Linked DNA regions of Homo sapiens: region 1 is linked to region 2. The links are chromatin contacts, found by Hi-C or POLR2A ChIA-PET in ENCODE. All regions are on one chromosome and are shown on one strand. The core of a region is the stretch at or near the end of the contact, and the rest is flanking DNA. Distances in the headings are between cores, read along the strand shown. Region 1 holds the start of LINC02425 (long intergenic non-protein coding RNA 2425). Region 2 holds the start of MSRB3 (methionine sulfoxide reductase B3).

The links. Hi-C counts contacts between places; a loop is a spot of excess contacts on that map. ChIA-PET counts read pairs that join two places held with the same protein, here RNA polymerase II (POLR2A). Pooled maps may share reads with other maps.
Region 1: a map of ascending aorta shows a loop between it and region 2 (2.7-fold over the local background). The contact joins the promoter of LINC02425 here to the promoter of MSRB3 in region 2. A Hi-C loop is called at or near these places in 1 of 168 maps with a recorded cell type or tissue (ascending aorta) and 5 of 50 pooled maps. POLR2A ChIA-PET finds 5 or more read pairs at or near these places in 2 of 52 experiments (Panc1 and WTC11).

Annotation. Positions count from the first base shown.
Region 1 is chr12:66,027,710-66,033,269 of GRCh38, forward strand. LINC02425 (long intergenic non-protein coding RNA 2425) reads right to left here and starts at 3,357. Exons shown (of 3, transcript NR_146530.1): 1 at 3,252-3,357; 2 at 879-990; 3 at 16-173.
Region 2 is chr12:65,277,043-65,282,252 of GRCh38, forward strand. MSRB3 (methionine sulfoxide reductase B3) reads left to right here and starts at 1,641. Exons shown (of 7, transcript NM_001031679.3): 1 at 1,641-1,823. RefSeq lists silencers at 1,851-1,980, 2,081-2,390.

The sequences.
Region 1 (5,560 bases), core at 2,107-4,606, 750 kb after region 2:
AACCCACACACAATGTTTGCTTTGTAGGTCTGTATTTTCCAGGAAGCAAAAGGAACAGGAAACCAACGAAATCAGCATCGTTGACCAATTATTCAGGGCTAGTCCTTGCTCTCTTTCTCTTGGTTAGTGGCTATTTCTGGCAGTTCCTAAAACCGAGGCAGCCAATGTCATCACTGTGGAAATATGGATTGTGAGTGGCACTTAGATAGCAACCAGCTGGGGGCTATATATTAACAAGTGCAAGAATGGGAGCAGAAACAGTGTACAGAGACCCAGAATGTGCCAAAAGATGGCAACTCACCCCCTGGGGTCCAAAACAGATCCAACTGAGAGACAGAGAGAATGATTGTCTTCTCCACAAAACTGCCTCTCACAGAGCACAGAACCCTTTAGATTTATGCATGTGTTTTGACAAAACTGGATGGTTTCTATCATCTAGGAACACTGGAAGGGTCCCATTGGGAGGCAAACAATTTAAATAGGTCAACTTTTTAAAAAATTTTATTATTATTATACTTTAAGTTTTAGGGTACGTGTGCACAACGTGCAGGTTTGTTACATATGTATACATGTGCCATGTTGGTGTGCTGCACCCAACTTTTAAGAAGTTTCAGCATCCCAAGGTGTCCAAAGTCACACACCAACACCAAACCTTTGTGCACCTGGATGCTACATGCCACCCAAAAAGGTCCCCTACTAATCTCTCACATTCTGTCCCAGCCTCTAATTCAGCCATCAGAGAGCCAGCTCCTCTCGCTGGCCACAATAAAGCCAATTCATGTCAGTTTATTGCTCTTCAATGGATGTTAGTTCCATTTTTTAATTACATGTTTATGTATGTGAATGCTTTCCATATTCACTACCCAGAATTTACTTACTCAGCAGTTTCTTAAGATTCCAAGCGTGCAGACCATTGAATTCACATGGTTTGATTACTGAGTAATTCTTAAAGTCTCTTTACTGGAGTGTGACATTTATCTAAAGTCAAATCTAGAAAGAAAAAAATATATGTGATGGTGATAAACTACTATTGAAACAGAATCCTAACATGAGATGTTAAACAATAGAGCATTGTAAATAATACCCTCCCCAAAAGGTTCTCTGTGATAGCCGCAGCTAAGGAAAACATATGATAACAATAATATGATTTCCATAACCCAACAGTCCTTTCACCACCTGTTCCATGTGGGGATGATATGCAATAGCTCTGCTCTGCATTTTTTTTTTGTTAAAAAATAAATTCTTTCTCACAAATAATAAATTTATAGCCAGGGAATTTCTTTATGACTTAAGCTTTCATTTCTTTAACTTACTGCTTTTAGGGACATAAATTCTATTAGCCTCTGTGTGGAAAGTTCGTTAGGGCAACTTGAGATCAGTGGGAATTGGTAAAAGTCTTATGGTTTAAGATGAAAACATGCAATTCACTTAGAGTCTTTTCAGTGCTCTACAATATTCCTGGCCATTTCAACCCAATATGTGAATTCAAACTACTTCAGTCAACATTAAATTAGGCAATAGTCTACATTAATTCATTACATTTAAGTAAAGAAAGATGAGCTGAAAAAAAAATAACATGGCATGCAAGAATGTGTATGTCATGTCAACCAGCTGAATATGCATTTCAGAATACCATACCCTTATTTACATTTTAGAAACGGTTTCATTCTTAAAACTATTTGTGTTAAAATCAATTCATTCTTCCAGTGCTTGAATACAAATAGGGCCCATATGATAACAGAGATAATCCATGTATATAGTTTATTTTACTTAAGCAAACACTTCAGTGATTTTTTAAAAATCAACACTGTCCAGGCAATTAAATGTTTTCTTTAAAAGAAATTATTTGAAAAATACTGGAATTTATCTTGTTGTCTGTACATCAATAGTAAGTTAATAACTTTGAACTTAAAAAATATAAACTGTTATCCCTTTCCTTTTGTTTAGAGACCTTTTCTTTATAGTCTACACTGGTACTATGCAAACGGTGTTCCCTGGACAGTGCTGGCCCTGGGTGGATTGGCACCACACTGCAATGAGTTGAGCAAAACTGTGAGTGAGCACTTAGAAACTTTTCTAGTCATCTGACATGAAATTTTTTTGTCTTTTTTTTTTTTTTTTTTTTTTTTGAGATGCAGTCTTGCTCTGTCACCCAGGCCAGAGTACAGTGGCATGATCTCTGCCCACTGCAACCTCGGCCTCCCAGGTTCAAGTGATTCTCCTGTCCCAGCCTTCTGAGTAGCTGGGACTACAGGCAGACACCCTCACGCCTGGCTAATTTTTGTATTTTTACTGGAGATGGGGTTTCACCATATTGGTCAGGCTGGTCTTGAACTCCTGACCTCAGGTGATCCACCTGCCTCGGCCTCCCAAAGTGCTGGGATTACAGGCGTGAGCCACTGTGCCTGGCCTGTCTTTTGAATCTGATATTAAATATGAGAGGCTTGCATTTTGTACGATTTGGGGTGTTTTTAAATTTAATTTTTCTAGAAATACATTTTTGTTACATTTGATTAAAACACCAGTTTGTGGCTGATTGGACACTTAAAAACTGGTCCTTTGCCACAGATAGTTTGAGAAGCTTGAGTCTAAACTATAAAGTGATCTGGATGGTCAGGTAACTGTTTTGTGAATTAAATGTACATCACACACACACACACACACACACACACACACATACACACACACACATTATCTATATAACAGAACAGCCAACTCAGCAGAAACAAAGCTCAAAGCTCTGTAAACTCATTTCCTCAGTATCTCCAGATGTGCCACAGCTGAGGGAGTGTTCAGAAATAGGAATGGTTTGATTACATGATTGAAGCGAATGGATTTGTTATGTCTTGATCCTTTTTCTTCCTTCCTTCCCCTCTCCTTTCCTTCTCCCTTCCTTCCTCTCCATCTCTTCCCTCCCTCCTCCCTTTCTTTCTTCCCTTCTTTCCTCCCTTCCTCTTTTCCTTCCTTCCCTCCCTTCTTTTCTTCTTTTTCCTTTCCTATATTATCTTATTCTCCGTCTCTAAAGAGAGAGTTAAACCAAGAGCCCACAATCACACACATCAACAAACTACATGAGTCAAATTCACTGAGGAAGAGGAAGGAGAAAAAGAGGTTAGGGATATATGGAGAAGGAAAACTATGGCTCAGAAATGCAGGTACATTAGGATCTAGAGACAAGTACCTATATCAAACAAAAGAAATATTGCTTTATGAATTCCCAGAGAATATATTTTTTTCTGAATTAAACTTACCTGTTATTAATATATTTTAATTCTCTAGAAAAGGAATTTTTAAATCTGAGTTTCTGAAGAACTCTTCTTGGTTGCTCCCCCATGAAAATCCAAAGGAATTTCTTCTAAAAGTCATAATGAACATTCCTTTAGATGTTTTGGGGAAGAGAACTGGTGAAGCCATTTCCCCTCTGCTCCCCCTTCACCCTAGCTGAAGTGTTGCAGACCACAGGACTTTGCTTGTGCCCAAATCATTTCGCCCAGACTCTGAAATATGGGTGGTTAAAAACAGGATGCCAAAACAACCATATTTCCTCCCCTCATGCTGCCTTTTTACATGTACTCAAGACAATGCAGATTTATTCTGCCTCACCTGTGTCTAATGTTAGACGCATGCCCCAGAATGTCGGAAAACTTTTGTGTTTCATTTTACAATAAAAGAAATGTACTACCCAAGCTCTCAAGAAAGCACAAAGAAATGAATCTGTATCCCTTAAGCTTTGCAATTCATTTTTCTTCTTTGTTGGTTCTCGAAACTGAATTCCCTGGGTTGGGGTTTTATACTACAATTTTATCTTCTACACTTTTCTTTACTTCCCCCTTCACTCTACCCCCGCTATCCCCCCACTCCCTAGGGGCTTTGGCTTCAAATCAAAACAGCTTTCAAGTGGCCAGGACCAAGTTCCAAATCTTCTATGTTTCCTACAGATTTTCCTTCTTTCCCAGATTTTTCTAAGCCCCACTCTTTGTAGGAAGGCATGCACCTCCAGATAGGGTCCTGACTGTAAGCATTGTGCTTGGGCCCCCATCCCAACTGCAGAAGTTTATTTGAAGTATGTTACTCTTTGCCTGCTTCTTAACTTGAGGCCCAATAGTCTTACAATGTCATTTTTTTCCCCTACTGTAAATCAAGGGACAGCTGTCTTTGGACTAAATTCCAAATAGTTGGTCTGGAAATGAACTTCTCAGTGGGTCCCTCCTCTATTCTGGCTGACATTTCCCCATTAATTTCTTTTTCTCTTTCATCCATTCATTGGCTGATGAGTCTATAAATACACCTCATCTGCTTTTACTTTGCTTTTTAAGAATAAACTGATACCAAACACACTGTCTTAATTACATCCACAGGCAAAGCATAACGAGTTTAAATGTTGTCACAATATAGTTTAAAAACTTGACATGGTTCATTATGCCAGCTGTGATAAAACTGGGAAATGAAAACCTTAATTTGGATGTGTAAATGAGTAATTCATCTGAAAAGGTATTTTTAACATTAATAAATGAGAATACCTAGAAACCTACTAAGCAAAGGAAGGGAGTTGAACAGGAAACCGATAAGTAGATTGGTAAAGAAGCAAGGAAACCCGGCCTCCATTCCTCTTGGGCACAACACCTCTAAAATTAGGCAAGTCAGCCCTCCCAAATTCAGACCAGACCTGGGAGAACATTGTTCCTCATTCTGTTCTTGAGCATTCACATTATGAGGTGGCTGCTGATTCATGAGGATCTGAATTCTAGGTGCACATCAGGAAGGAAGGCTCAGGAAAATTCTGATTTATGCCCAGAAGACAGTAGGTTTTGGAAAACTCTACTTTTAAGATGAAAACAAGATTAAAGGGAAGGATAAGGTAACACTCATACGTTCTTGATATAAAATTACTTCTTTTAAAACCTTTGGTTCTGATGATATGGCTGATAACTTTCCAATAGCAGTAGCCCACTGGGATAAATTAACATTCTGAATTTTGTGAAGCAATCTTTGTTTTCCTGAGGTATTTTCACACAAACACATTCTTAACTGATGGAGAGCAATGGAGAAATAAATATTCATTTTTGAATGGGAAATAAAAGTCAATGGCAAGTTTCTCAGGTAGGAAACTACTATAATCTCCCAGTTTTCACACATAAAAAGCCTCAAGAAAATAGCAGTTAATGTACGTTGAGTCATATGTGAAAACTGATAGACATATCAAAAAAGTTTTAAATGAGTCAAAAGAAGAAAAGGCTTACAGATGGCCAGATGGCTTTGACATTGATGGAGTAGTATAAGAAGAGTGATGATCAGATGTTTTACCGTTTCTATGAGAATCATTCAAAATAAATGTGATTAAACTGTAGAAAAATCAATTTTGGCAATGTATAAGAAGTTGCAGACTCTAGCTGGAACCCATTCATCACCAGATGAGTTTATTAAAGGATACTGTGGAAGAATCCTTTTCTGGGTTTTCTTTTTTTTTTTTAGACACAAAGTCTTGCTCTGTCACCTATGCTAGAGTACAATGGTGCAATCTTAGCTCACGGCAGCTTTGAACTCCAGGGCTCAAGTGATC
Region 2 (5,210 bases), core at 391-2,890:
ATGGGCAAAGAACTTTGCAAAGTGTTGTGGGGGAAGTAGAAAAACAGACACTTATGTAACACAAGGCTATAAAAAAAGAGGAAACGGAGGGAATACTGAAGAGCTTCTTCAGTATTTCCAACTACCTAGGTTCTAGGTACCTAATTAAATAGTCATGTTATGTGTCATTTAAATCCTTTATTCATTGCATTACAATTTATTCACCATTACTTTATCTGGGTCATCTACCCTTAGTCCCATTATAATTGCCAATGCATTAAGGGTGACATTTGCCCATTTGCTATATGTAATTCACAGGATGTGGTGTTTTTCAGTACCAGATGTTTTGAGGGGAGCCACTTGCAATGGACTGTTTTTTGGTGTATGTGTTTTAATAGTTTGCCAGAACTGAGTTTGATTTGAAACAACGTTCTTGATTTTCAAATACAGCATTTTCAAACAAATAGTGTGATGTACAAATTACCATCACTTTAGTTCACGTTGAAATAATCCACACTCTAAATCTGTTTGACATTTACCCCTTAAGTATTTTGGATCAATAAATCATTTCTGTATCATCTAGCATCTTAAAATGTTCGTAAGTAACTACTTAATACCCTACATATCCAGGTCCTGTCCCATTAGTTTGAGGGAAAAAATATATTATAGTAATTAAGACATAATTATGTTGTCTTGAAAAGCTAAGGGTCATTTGGACTTGATTACCCAAGGAGTTATCAGTGCCAAGGAAAATTAGGCAACTACAGGCTTGGGCCTGTAATTAAACATCTAGGACTGACATTTTGTTCATCAGAGGTGGCACCTTCTGAATGAATTACACCATTTCATTTTAGACAAGCTACGGTACATACAAAACAAGTGTGTGGAGGGGGTTGGGGGGTGGACATGAATAGAGATTGGAGGTGGAGAGAAAGACCGGTGTAAACTTAAGCATTTTGTTGTGAAAAACTACTGTTCAGCCAGCCTGCCTGGGCTCCATATATGGTGTTCAAATATAAGTTTGGGACGAGCACCTTTGCAATTTTGGCCAAGAACACACACACACTCACCCTCCTCTGCTAGAGAGGGCCCGCTCACCTGGAACGCAGGCGGCTGGTTCTCCGTATTACAGTGAGTGCTCGTTCTGTATGTATAGGATGGCCAAGTAACTAACTGGCAGCCCTGCTCCTGCCTCACTCTCCCACAACTTTTTATCCCCTCACCACCAACGCTCTCAACAACCCCTGACACGTCTTCCCACAGGTCCCTGGCTCGCTGTCCGGTCTCTTCGTGTTGGTTTGTCCGTTTCCCACTCCTTCAGCGGTCTCAGGTGGAACACGCCAGGTGGGCGCTTGGCTGTGTTCTGGGGTCCCGAGTTGGAAAGGGATGCCCCCAGGCAGAAGGCGGCCGGCAGCCCTGGGGCAGAGGAGGACGAGGGGGAGGAGAGGAGCAGGAGGGCAGGGCAGAGAAGGAGGAGGAGGAGGACGGTGCAGAGGAGGAGGAGGAGGAGGAAGAGGACAGGGCAGAGGAGGAGGGAGTTGGCGGCCGCCGAGCCCCGGGCAGCGGGCCCCGTCCGCGGCCGGCGCGCTCCGTGGTCCTCCCTCGCTCGTCTCCTATGCTCATATTTGGACTCGGCTGCCCGTGCCCAGGAATTTCCCGTCATGCCTCCCGCCGCCCCGTCCGTCGCCCGGAGCCGGGGAGGGAGGGAGCGAGGTTCGGACACCGGCGGCGGCTGCCTGGCCTTTCCATGAGCCCGCGGCGGACCCTCCCGCGCCCCCTCTCGCTCTGCCTCTCCCTCTGCCTCTGCCTCTGCCTGGCCGCGGCTCTGGGAAGTGCGCAGTCCGGTAAGTTCGGGCTCCCCTCCCCTCTCCTCCTCGCCTCACCCCTCCCACCCCGACCCTGCCACGTTAGGGTGTGACCCCGAGCCGGGATTCCATTCTGCGCCTGCTGCGCCCCCTCGGCCACCTGCGGGGACAGCCCCTGCCTCAGCCGAGAAGGGGAGCAGAAGGGTTGCGCCCCGCGCCAGCGGTGAGGGGCCGAACGGAAGGAGGTCAGGGCTGGTTTCCCCCCACCCGCCGAAGGGAGGCGTCTGGCAGCCTCACTGACACCTTATCCTGTCCCGGGAGCGAACCTGAACCCGCGGGAGCCTCTCGCCCCGCGCGGGCCCAGGAGAGAGGGATCTGGCGGGGCAGCCCGCGGGAGGCAGGGGAGGGGTCCATCCCGGAGCCCTCTGCTCTGTGCGTCGACCCTGCCGGGGTTGCCGCTCAGATAACGGGCCCGAGGCGTGGGAACCGGCCCGCCAGGCCTGCGCTTTTCGCCGCGCGCCTCGGAGAGGACGGGGGTGCGGGGCGGCGGGCAGGCGGCAGGGAGGGGCGCACCCGGGAGCGCACCCGCCGCCCGCCCTCCCTGCGCTGCTGCCCCGCTGCTGGGCCAGACTCCAGCGGGCCCGCCTGGCATTTCACAGGCCAAAATCGAACAGAACCCCGAGTTTGCCAGGTATCAGTTTTGCTTTGTTTTTAAGCAGAAAAAGGCATCCAAGTCTATTTTTGAAGTTTTACACTGGGCTATTTCGAGTCAAACTATATGAATGAAAAGTGCTGTTCCTGCCTTATTTGGTTTAGGGCTAATAGCTATCGGAAGTGGCAGTTATGAAGTCGTTACAGTAAGACTTTATAAGATAATCTTCTTGAATCATGTGGGAACTGTTGGGGGGAATTTAATATCAGATTATTATTTTAAAAAGCAGTTATTTTAAAGTACAAAGGTAGGGATAAAGGTAAATGTGAAATTGCATGGACTTTTACGTTTGTGATGAGTAGTCGTCAAAGCTTCTTGCTTCTTAATTTTATCGGGAATGGAAGAATATAAATTATAATTCCTTAGAGCTGAGATTTCTTAGGAGATTTTAGTTTGCTTTTGTTTTTTCTACCAATAGACTAAATTGTCAAATAAGATATGGCAAACTAGGACTCATAAATTAGTTGAAACATGACTCTATGAAGCATAGATTATATTCAGTACTCTCTGGTTTATCTCTTCATATTTTCATTTGCAGCGCTGGTGGCAAGATCGATTTTCAAAAACAATTTTGTCTATAAAAAAACTTCAGGGTTCATATAACTTATAAAATTGTCAGTTCAGATTAATGGCAGATATTTACAATATTTAACTTTATTCAATTTGCAATTTGTAAATAGTAACTTGAGCAGTGATATCAGTTTCATGTTTCTTTCTGCATAGTATTGTTTTTCAAAAAAACCCTGTTTTTTATAGATTCATATTTTGGAAGTAACTTTAATAGCACTTCTTGGGAAATACAACAGGTTCTAATTTCACATTTTTCAATGGATTTCTAAAAAATACTGTGCTGGATAGTGAAGAGTGGATTTTATTGCCAGGAAACATATGTATGCTTTCTTTTTCCTCAGTGATGTGTTGACTTACCTAATACTTGTGGTGAAACGGCCTTCGAAGACCAGAATCCACTGTACTGGCCCCTTGCCAGTAATTTTGAACATCAAGTTTATATTTGGACCATTTAAACATATATTCTTTTAATTCCGGTCCCAGCTGATATATCAGTCTAATTTCTGATGACTTTTATTAGGGCCCTATATGAATATCTGGAAATTTTTATATTAAGATAAGTAGCTCTTTGCTACTTATCTAGAATTTTGTCACAGTGCTTAAACTGCTTGTATGGCAAGGTTGCAGCATACAATGTAATTTAGATTTTGAATCAACACACTGCTTTTTGTTTTTAAAAGTGCTTGTTCTAATATTTTAACTAAGATGTTAATCCATTAAGTCAGAAATCCTTGCTATTTTGCTCAACTCAAAAGAATATCCAAAGACTATCCCAACAGTAAGGTTCATCAGTTTTTCTAATACATATGCCATTTAATAATTAAAAATAGATTTTAAGGCCACGTGTGGTGGCTCATGCCTGTAATGCAACACTTTGGGAGGCCAGTGTGGGAGGATTGCTTGAACCCAGGAGTTCGAGACCGGCCTGGTCAACATAGGGATACCCTGTCTCTACAAAAATTAAAAAAAAATTAGCTGGGCATAGTGGCTCACTCCTGTGGTCTCAGCTACTTGGGAAGCCAAAGTGGGAGGATTGCTTGGGCCAGGGAGATCGAGGCTGTGGTAAGCCGTGATCACACCACTGCATTTTTGGTTCTGTCATAATCTGGTCACAATCCCTCTAATTTATCTGCACCTGTATAATTAATTTATCATAGTTATGGATTTGGTTGATGAATTTGATTCCCATGTTTAGCTTCTCGGTAAAATTATTAAGTTGGACAGTTTCCATGTCTCTTCTAACTCCAAGATCCTATAATGTTGTTTTTGTTTATGTAACTCTTCAGAGCCACCTACTACATGTGGTTCAAACTTCTGATTGTCAGCCTGTGACTTGCTATACATGTCAAACTGGCCTACCTTAGCCAGATGTGATGGGTGTGGTCCAGTGTTGGAGAGTCCGGATCTGTCTCAGGATTGTGTTAATACCTGGAACATGCACAAAGATACATACATACCTGGACAGATTCCGTGTTAAGCTTCTATCACTTTTTCTTCCTCATCTAATAGCAGAAAGTGCTGATTATGTCATAGGGTAAATGCCTAACTGGTTTTTGGGGATAGTTAAGCCCAGGCCTTAAGACAGTTTGATATTCAGTTTTGTTATTTAGGTCTGGGTTAGGGATACCGCCAGAGAGCATCCAAACATTTCTGTGGTTGGGAAGGCTAGTTATCTGTGAGCATTCCAGATGAAATAGCCTATAATGGGTTATCACCTTTTGATCTTACCTCAGAGAAGATTGAATTGGATCTACCTATCTGATTTAGCAGAATTAAACTGGATTTGGATGGAAGGGTAATCAGCTATTTAATTTGCCAGTTGTTAGTTAGCATTTCTTCTTGCTGTATCTCAAGGATTTACTTTGAATATTCTGTATTTTCTCTTTCCTGCCCATGATGGGTTTTCCTTTTAAAATGCTCAGCACAGGCTGGGTGTGGTGGCTCACGCCTGTAATCCCAGCACTTTAGGAGGCCGAGGCAGGCAGATCACCTGAGGTCAGGAGTTTGAGACCAGCCTGGCCAACACGGTGAAACCCTGTCTCTATGAAAAATACAAAAATTAGCCGGGCATGGTGGTGGGCACCTGTAATCCCAACTACTCAGGAGGCTGAGGCAGGAGAATAACTTGAACCAGGGAAGCGGAT